Linked DNA regions of Homo sapiens: all the other regions are linked to region 1. Evidence: chromatin contacts called from ENCODE Hi-C or POLR2A ChIA-PET data. All regions are on one chromosome and are shown on one strand. The core of a region is the stretch at or near the end of the contact, and the rest is flanking DNA. Distances in the headings are between cores, read along the strand shown. Region 1 overlaps LINC02888 (long intergenic non-protein coding RNA 2888). Region 2 overlaps LOC101927609 (a long non-coding RNA gene). Region 3 overlaps LOC107986772 (a long non-coding RNA gene).

The links. A loop is a pair of places that touch in the nucleus more often than their neighbours do. ChIA-PET counts read pairs that join two places held with the same protein, here RNA polymerase II (POLR2A). Pooled maps may share reads with other maps.
Region 2: a loop to region 1 is called in a pooled map, with 14 times the contacts of the local background. The contact joins two enhancer-like sites. A Hi-C loop is called at or near these places in 2 of 37 single-sample maps with no recorded cell type and 9 of 50 pooled maps. POLR2A ChIA-PET finds 5 or more read pairs at or near these places in 1 of 52 experiments (WTC11).
Region 3: a pooled map shows a loop between it and region 1 (5-fold over the local background). The contact joins two enhancer-like sites. A Hi-C loop is called at or near these places in 3 of 50 pooled maps. POLR2A ChIA-PET finds 5 or more read pairs at or near these places in 2 of 52 experiments (PC-9 and activated CD4-positive, alpha-beta T cell).

What each region holds. Positions count from the first base shown.
Region 1 is chr7:17,401,826-17,404,675 of GRCh38, reverse strand. The region is part of intron 1 of LINC02888 (long intergenic non-protein coding RNA 2888); the gene reads right to left. Among named protein-coding and RNA genes, the nearest start is that of LINC02888, 28 kb to the right of the region's middle. Within about 2 kb of position 1,480, at least 2 of the 41 ENCODE cell types and tissues checked have a DNase peak (open chromatin) inside an H3K27ac peak, as active enhancers do.
Region 2 is chr7:17,260,045-17,262,744 of GRCh38, reverse strand. The region is part of intron 5 of LOC101927609 (a long non-coding RNA gene); the gene reads left to right. Among named protein-coding and RNA genes, the nearest start is that of AHR, 37 kb to the left of the region's middle. Within about 2 kb of position 1,369, at least 2 of the 41 ENCODE cell types and tissues checked have a DNase peak (open chromatin) inside an H3K27ac peak, as active enhancers do.
Region 3 is chr7:17,184,570-17,187,269 of GRCh38, reverse strand. The region is part of intron 1 of LOC107986772 (a long non-coding RNA gene); the gene reads right to left. The region is part of intron 6 of LOC101927609 (a long non-coding RNA gene); the gene reads left to right. Among named protein-coding and RNA genes, the nearest start is that of AHR, 110 kb to the left of the region's middle. RefSeq lists an enhancer at 1,279-1,348. Within about 2 kb of position 1,414, at least 2 of the 41 ENCODE cell types and tissues checked have a DNase peak (open chromatin) inside an H3K27ac peak, as active enhancers do.

The DNA of each region.
Region 1 (2,850 bases), core at 231-2,730:
CCGCAGCCAGTATCATACTGAATGGGCAAAAACTGGAAGCATTCCCTTTGAAAACTGGCACAAGAAAAGGATGCCCTCTCTCACCACTCCTAGTCAACATAGTATTGGAAGTTCTGGCCGGGGCAATCAGCCAAGGGAAAGAAATAAAGGGTATTCAAGTAGGAAGAGAGGAAGTCAAATTGTCTCTGTTTGCAGATGACATTAATCTATTTTTAAAAAGGGGTGCCAGCCCCTCTTAGAAGTTTGCCTGTTGCTTAAAATCCTATCCATTACTGATTTTATTACACTCCTGCTTCAAATTTGATTCATTTGCTTATAATTACTGGCGAATAAATGGCTAGGTGCCACTTTCAACGGCAAGCTTACAGTTCTGTAGAAGCTATAAAAGTCAACTTCAGAACAGCTGCCGTAGGATGGCTTGGGTTGGGAGGTTCTAGAGCTATAAGTCACTTCACCACCAGAATGCCAGATCAAGGGTCTGCTTTTTAGTTGCACCCAACAGACAGGAAGCAGGCTTATCAGTGACTCTTTAGCAATGGCTAATAAAGAAGATAGCTTAGATGTGGAATCTCAAACAGCTGAATTCACAGTAGCAGAGAGTAGAATGGTGGTTATTAGGGGAAGGGGCTGGGAGAGAAGAAAGGGAAGGTGCTGGTCAAAGTGTATAAAATTTTAGGTATGTAGGGTGAATACATTCTAGAGATCTAATGTATAGCATAGTGACCATAGTTAGTAATACTATATTATATACATGAAATTTGATAGGAGAGTATATCTCAAGTATTCTCACCACACACATACACAAGGTAACTACCTGAGAAGATGGGTATGTTAATTAGCTAACGATAGCAGTCATTTAACTCTCTATATTAAAACATCCTGCTGTATACCTTAAATATATTCACTTTTTTTGAAACAGGGTCTCACTGTGCCACCCAGGCTAGAGTGCAATGGCACGATCAAAGCTCACTGTAGCCGTTATTTCCCAGGCTCAAGAGATTTCCCACCTCAGCGCTCCCAAGTAGCTGGGACCAAAGGCGTGCGCCACCACATTTGAGTTTTTTTTTTTTTTTTTTTTTTTTAAGTGGAGATGAAGTCTCGCTATGTTGCCCAGACTGGTCTCAAATTCCTGAGTTGAAGTGATCTTCTTGCCTCAGTCTCCCAAAGTGTTGGGATTACAGGCATGAGCCACCACACTTGGCCTGAAAATATTTTGAAAACTTTAAAAATAAAAAAAAAGAAGATAGCTTGGGGCCACCCTGAATATCGTTATGAGACTCACCTCTGTATGTTTTATAGTAAAATATTATTCATTTTACTCATAAATCATGTTCAAGTGATATTTGAGTGGAAATGTTTTTCTTTCAGCAAATTCAGAGGTAATATCAAGGAGCATGATCTGGAGAAGGCAGCGTGGGTCAAATACTAAAATCTGGACTTACTGTCTCAGCAGTTGGCAAGCAACCAAGGTGAAGCTAGTGCTGTGGAAAGTCCCCAAAGGACCAGAGCAGATATACTCAGTGTCCTTTACCTCTACAGCTCCGCATTTTCAAACTCCCCCACTTGTCCTTCAGTCCATCCTCTAAATACTGTTCTTTCTCAGCTTGTGTTCTCACTCATCATCTCTTCTCATGCCACCTGACCTCCTTATGTGAGGTTCTTGGCATCAGTCATCAGATTTACCCTGACAACTCCCACGGATACATGATTAGCTCTGATATCCACCGGGGTTTAAAGAACTGTTGCAAATTCTTCCTGATTACCTCCTCTTAAAGGCACCTCAAATTCAATGTGACTGAAACGGAGCTCTTCCCCTGTATATCAGCTGTCAGTTCTCATTGCTTCAGCACCTAGTAAATTCTCTCACCAGCTCACTCCTTTCAGACTACTCCATAAAATCAAGAAAAGCCTAAAATGGCCAAAAACTAACCTATCCTGCATAATCATCGCTTGTAATTTTGCCCACAACTTCAGTAGTTTGACGTAAAAGATGTTCCATTCTTTACCACTGAGTAAAGAAGTTAAAAATGTTCCGTAATTTCGAATTCCTCTTTGTTCTAAGACTTTACTCTCACCTCCGGGTTCACAGCTAAGCTCCCCCATGACTGATACCGCTGAAAGTCTTGTTTCAACAAAACATTCATGTATATGTAAAAAATAAATCATCTGACAAATTGAGAATTGCTCAATTTGAAAAACAGATTCAGTGATAAAGACAGAGGTCAATATTAAACCTATGAGTAAGGTAAAGAAATGGGCGGGAAGAAAAATAACCCCAAATCGTTGACTTCCCAGAACCCAGAGGCTAATAGGACTCTCACTTCCTGCTTGAGGTGAAAGCAAGCAAAGGCACCTCTGTTCCTATCTTGTCTTGGTCAAAAGATAAATATGAATTATTATTCTTTTCTTTTTTCATCAGTAAAGAACTTTCCATCACCCTTTTGGCAACTTTCTGCACCAGCCACTTCCCCCTCATAACTCCAGTCAACCGTTCTCACATCTGAGAAAAATAGGTGGAGGATATTTCCAGGAGCCTCTGTTGCTGAGGTTGCCCACAGTCAGGTAAAAGTGGGAGAAATTTCTGAACCACCAAAAACCTGTTCCTGAGAGACAGAAGTAGAAAAAACTTACACATATTTTTAAAAAAGAGAAGTTGAGGTGTAGGGGGATGGTGACTCAATAAAACTTCCTCCCATGATAAAATAAAGTAAAATAAAATAAAGTGAAAGTGTCTGCCACTACATTCTCAGAAGCCAAGCGTAGTCTTTTTATAGCCACCTCAGGGAGTATCTTCAGGATCTCCAAGCATTTAGATATTCCCAACTTCCACATATTTAGCACCTGGGGTGA
Region 2 (2,700 bases), core at 120-2,619, 140 kb after region 1:
ACTCAAAGAGCATTTTTACTCTCCTCTTCCTAGGCAAATCAAACTTTCCATCTTATATCTCCCATTTTGATGCTGCCCTTGATGATTCTAAAAGGATTTCCTGTTCTTATCCCATGAAAAATCAGCATTTTTCTCATTAAAGATAAAATATATATCTTTACTCTTTGGCAAGGTATGCCCTCTATATCATGCTCATCAAGATGTTTCTTGAGAGGTGTACTGGGTTCAAAATGTGTTTACCAAGTTGAGTCCAAACTCTTCTAAAGATTGGAGCCCCCAAAGAGTAGCATGCAGTGAAATTGATATCCAGTTTTTTAAAACTTTCATATGAATTGGTATGATGATCACTAGCAGATTTATTCATCCTCAATTGACTGATATTCCCAAAGACACTCTCCCAAATTTAAAATCTCCAATTCTCTTCAATTTTCCTGTAAAACAAAAGCGCTGATAACAGTAACATATATATGACCATTCAGAGCTATTATATCTACTGGTTGACAAAATAGGAGAACATTGTGAGGAACAGTGACAAAACCCTAGAAGCTGTAGAAATACCTAGGAAAAAGATTGAGGAAAAGAAGTGTTGGATGAAAATATCAGAGGTACATACAAGATGGCTTTCTCCTGAGTACCTTGAAGTCAGTATTCATTCAATACATTTTTGTTTTGGTTTGGTTTTGGTTTTCGGGTTGTTTTGTTTTGTTGTTGTTTTTGTTTTTTTTTCTGAGACAGAGTCTCATTCTGTCACCCAGACTGGAGTGCAATGGCATGGTCTCATCTCACTGCAACCTCTTCTCCCGGGTTCAAGCGATTCTCCTGCCTCAGCCTCCTGAGTAGCTGGGATTACAGGAGCCCACCACCATGCCTGGCTAATTTTTTATTTTTAGTAGAGATGGGGTTTCACTATGTTGGCCAGGCTGCTGTCAAACTCCTGACCTCAGGTGATCTGCCCACCTCGGCCTCCCAAAGTGCTGGGATTACAGGCATGAGCCACCACACCTGGCCCATTCAATAGATTTTTATGAAGCTACTAAGTCAGACATCATAGTATATGCTAGAAATACAAATACGACAGCAGAGATTATTCTAGAGATATGAGGTTTACTGATGAGCAGTTGGTGATACAAGTGATGATTTTAAAAAATAGTGGGAATGGAAAGGTTTAGCAGAGGAAATGACTAGTCAAGATTTTGTGGGCTTAAGTAAATAATGTTTGTATTTGCACAGAACCATTTTACACCTACATCCTCTTTCTAATGATGCATAATCTTATGCCAAAGCTGAGTATCAATCATTAAGATTGAAATTTCTAGACTAGACCGATATTCTCAAGGTTCTTGGCAGAATGACTCATTTGGGTATGAAACCACATACACATTAAACAATCACACTACAGAGTCCAGGGTGATAGTCTGGTATTTCTCGACATTTACAACCTTAGAAATGAGTAACTGCTGAATGGCAAGTTGCTATACATGGTAATCTGATAGAACAGTAAGGGAAAATGCACAATAATTAAAATGAATTTATGTCTATAACTTCTAGTTTAAATATCCTTTCCCATTGATATGACTGGTACTTAGAGAAAAAACTGTGTCTACTACTTTTTTATTTGATGAAATCACGTAATTGAATTTTTGATCCACCTTCTCAGAAGCTATCCATGTACACTCTCAAATTTTTCCTTTTGACAAAAATATATTTATATTTCCACTGTTTAAAAACAACTGGTGTAGAACCAATTCAACTAGAAAGAGTTTAGAAAAAAAGGAAACATGCATTCTGTAAATGTTCATAGGGCTTGTTTCACAATGAAAACTTCAGTAGGTAAATATAATCAAACAGCATCAGGAAAATTAAATTCTCTTTCACTTTGCAGCAATGCCAAGCAGTAATCTACAAAGAGGTACAGTATGGATTATAAATGGTACAACCAGCATCTTGGAAGGCAAATATTTGGATTAAAATCAGCATTGTGAACTGAACTGGTCATAAAGAAAATAAATAAACCCAATGGAGTTCAAAGAGGGTATTTAAATGCTTTTACAAACTCAGTTAGCTTTTATCTTTAAGATTCAGAAATTAATATGAATTGCTTAATAATTAAAAGTAAACATTTTTATAACATTAGAAAACTAAGGAATGTAACATTAATTACCCAGAAAGAATCTATAAACATGGAAAAATTAATGAAAAGAAAGTGCATTAGAAGTTCAGAAATCAAACTTCAGTTTTCTCTTAAGGAAAATCTCAGAGAGCACAGGAGTATAATCTATATATTTTTCCAGTTAGAGAAAGAATAGAGTTCTAGGGGGATAGGTATAATATATGGACATAGTATTTTCAGAAATGTGATGTGCTTATGTTTTTTATATTTCCTTGTGAATGTTTTTTTCCCATAGTCGGACTTGGGAATTTAGTGGAAATTAGGCGAATTTCAACAAAAACGCAGAGAAGGAAAGATATTCTAAAAGGCAGTGTGCTGACAGACAGTAGCCTTGAAAACTACATATCTGAGAGGATTTTCTAAATTCCCTTTTTTCCCATTTAAAACTTCTAGAAGCTGGCCTAGCAAGATTAATCACAGAGTTTTGTGAAAAAGAGGTTCTAGTCAAAAAGGAAGAAGGAAAATCTTGTCTGGTTGGTCCGAAGAGTTGAATGGAAGAGAAAGGGAATGGCAGATTGAGGAAGCCAGAG
Region 3 (2,700 bases), core at 165-2,664, 220 kb after region 1:
TGTCATGTAATAAAGCTGATTCCTTTTCTCCTACCAGAAAACATGACTGAAACTGATGGCTTAGAGCTAAGTGAAAAACATATTAAACATGTATGAACCATTTGGGGCAAATTCCGTTTGATCCTGATGTATCATTATAACTTGAATTTTCTATCATCTTTGTTAAAGATTTATGATTTAATGACTTAAAGCCAATCTTAGTATGTCAATAAAATATGAAACTTTAATAATCAACAACAACAACAGTAACAAAAAACCTATTTACTTCTATTTTACTTGGATAAAACAAGGTGTAAAGGTCCCAGGTGATGGCAGTGTGGTCCCACATGTCCTGGCCAGGAGATATCAGGATGGGGATAGAGGTCGGGAATCTGGGCAGACCCCTGAAGCTGGTGGAAGTTGAAAAATGGATGGACAAAGGAGAAGCCAAGTAGAGGGAACCATGGAGCCAAGTGTCCAGAAAGCAGAGCCAGGATAAGGAGATGATCTGAGGATCTGTAAGTTTCATATTATCAAGCCAGTCATGATTGGAACATGAGATAAAAGCAAGTCTAAATGAGAAGGCACTAGTGTCAGAGAGAAAAGCCAGCAGTTTTCAGGGTACTGCTGCAGAGCCGTGTAAGTGGTGGGGCCAGGACAGTGCTAAGAATCTGTGACAGAGCTGGGACTCAAAACCAGGATCCAGGGCTGGACACTTGAGGGTCAACAGGGCCAGGGCTGAACCCACAAAAAGAATGCTTGTAAGGCTGTGTGTCTGAACTACTGGATATACTCCCAATATTTTCTCTAGCCCTTAGTAACCTGTCACCCTGAGACAGGACATGCAGGCCAGGGCTGAGCAGACATGTGAGGGCTTAATAGGGATGACTTCTGCGTTTAGAAAATTAGGAGACAAAGATAGAGACAGGCCAAGTGTAGAGGGATAATCTCAAAGACCACATCTGAGAAATGAGGCCCCTTTTTATAGATTTTGCTTTTCTTTAAAAGTATAAATCCTTTTCTTAAAAAGTGTAAATCTTGTCAGCTTCAAGGAAGAAACCTACTACCATTAACCTTTTCAGTTTTCCTCCCAGTTACAATCCAAGCAAAGCCAATTCACAGCGAAGCTGAGAAGTTTAGAAAGTTTGCCTTCTGTCTTATTCTCTCATTTTTGCAGCATTTTCTTCTCTCTGGTATAGTTATTTAATATATCCTGGTTGCTTCACCTCCCCGCCTCAAAACAGAGTAGGAGTTAAAAGCCATACTGTATGCTTTTGATTGAATAAGTGGCTATAATCTACTGCAGTGTAGTCTTAATGTGTTACCTCAAACGTAAGTTTTATTTTCAACAGGGTAGGCTTTTTTTTTCTAATTGCTTAAAGATATGAACCTTACCCTTAAGAAGGGGAAGTGGAATGAACCATATGAGTCAGTCAAAGATAGTCCACAGGAGGCCAGTCCGACCAAATCACATGTTAGACATACACTCTTGGAAACTGAAGAAAGCACGGAGAAAGCCATGACCTATTTTTTATTTTGTTGGAACTTGAAAGTTTTTTTTTAAATGAAAGTACTAAAGAACTCCAAAAATACATAGTAATGATAAAACAATCATATATCTATTATCAGGAAGCATAAAAATCATACAATAATCTAGTCCAGAGAGCATCATTACTTTGTCATCATTACTAAGTATTCCTTTTATAAGTAAATGTCAGTTCCTGCAACATTAGATAATTGTAGTTTAGAAATGAGTAATCTAATTTATTGGCCATGGCAGAGATTCAGCTCTTTGAAAAAGCATAGTCATTTTTAACCTTCTCATTGTTTATTGTTATGCATCTGACAATGGGATTTAATTTTTAGATATTTAAGCCTTTTCCTTATGCAACAATACCCCAAAGGCAGTCATTTCTGATGGTATTTGGAATCCCAAATCTTAATTCTTTTCCAGGAACAATGGAAATAAACAACCGATTTTAGGTGTTTCCCTATTTCCTTATTAAATAAAACCTTTTCACTTTGGCAGGCCTGCACTCTCTCTGTGAATGCTGGTTTATTTCCCCATTAATTGTCTTTCTAATTTTAATTAAACAGCCTTAAAGTGGCAGCAAAAGACACCTTTAATGTTTGTTAGTTCTGTTACTCTAGAAAGAAAAGAAGGTTTAATGTATTGCTTTAAATTCAACACACACACATACTTCTGATTGGGTAACACTAGGCTTTAAAGTACTTAAACCGAAAAGTAATTTCAAAATAAACATTCCTTTACTCTTTGGACTATTTGAAAATAAGCTGCCAGCATGACTGCCAAATGTCCCCTCTGAGTCTACATGTACATAAAAATATTTACCAAACCGTTGAGTCCACATCTCTATGAGGACAACATGCCATTTCTGATATGAGCTCTGGGGACTTAATGGCAGATATTTAGTTCTCAGCTGTCTTTAGCACATCCAATCCAATATAGTTGCGTATTACTTCTGTCTTTGGAGACAACCTAAATGATCTTACATTGTTAGAAATCTGTATCATTTAGATAAATAAATTTCAGATGTCACCTTTTTTCTTGGTGCCATTATGGTTATTTATAGTCCCAAATGAATTGTTGCAAATATACATTATAACTTTTATAATACATAAATTACAGTACATACATCTCTAAACTGGCTTGAGGTTAATTTTTAAATTGAATCTAGCAATGTGTGAATTTTCAAAATA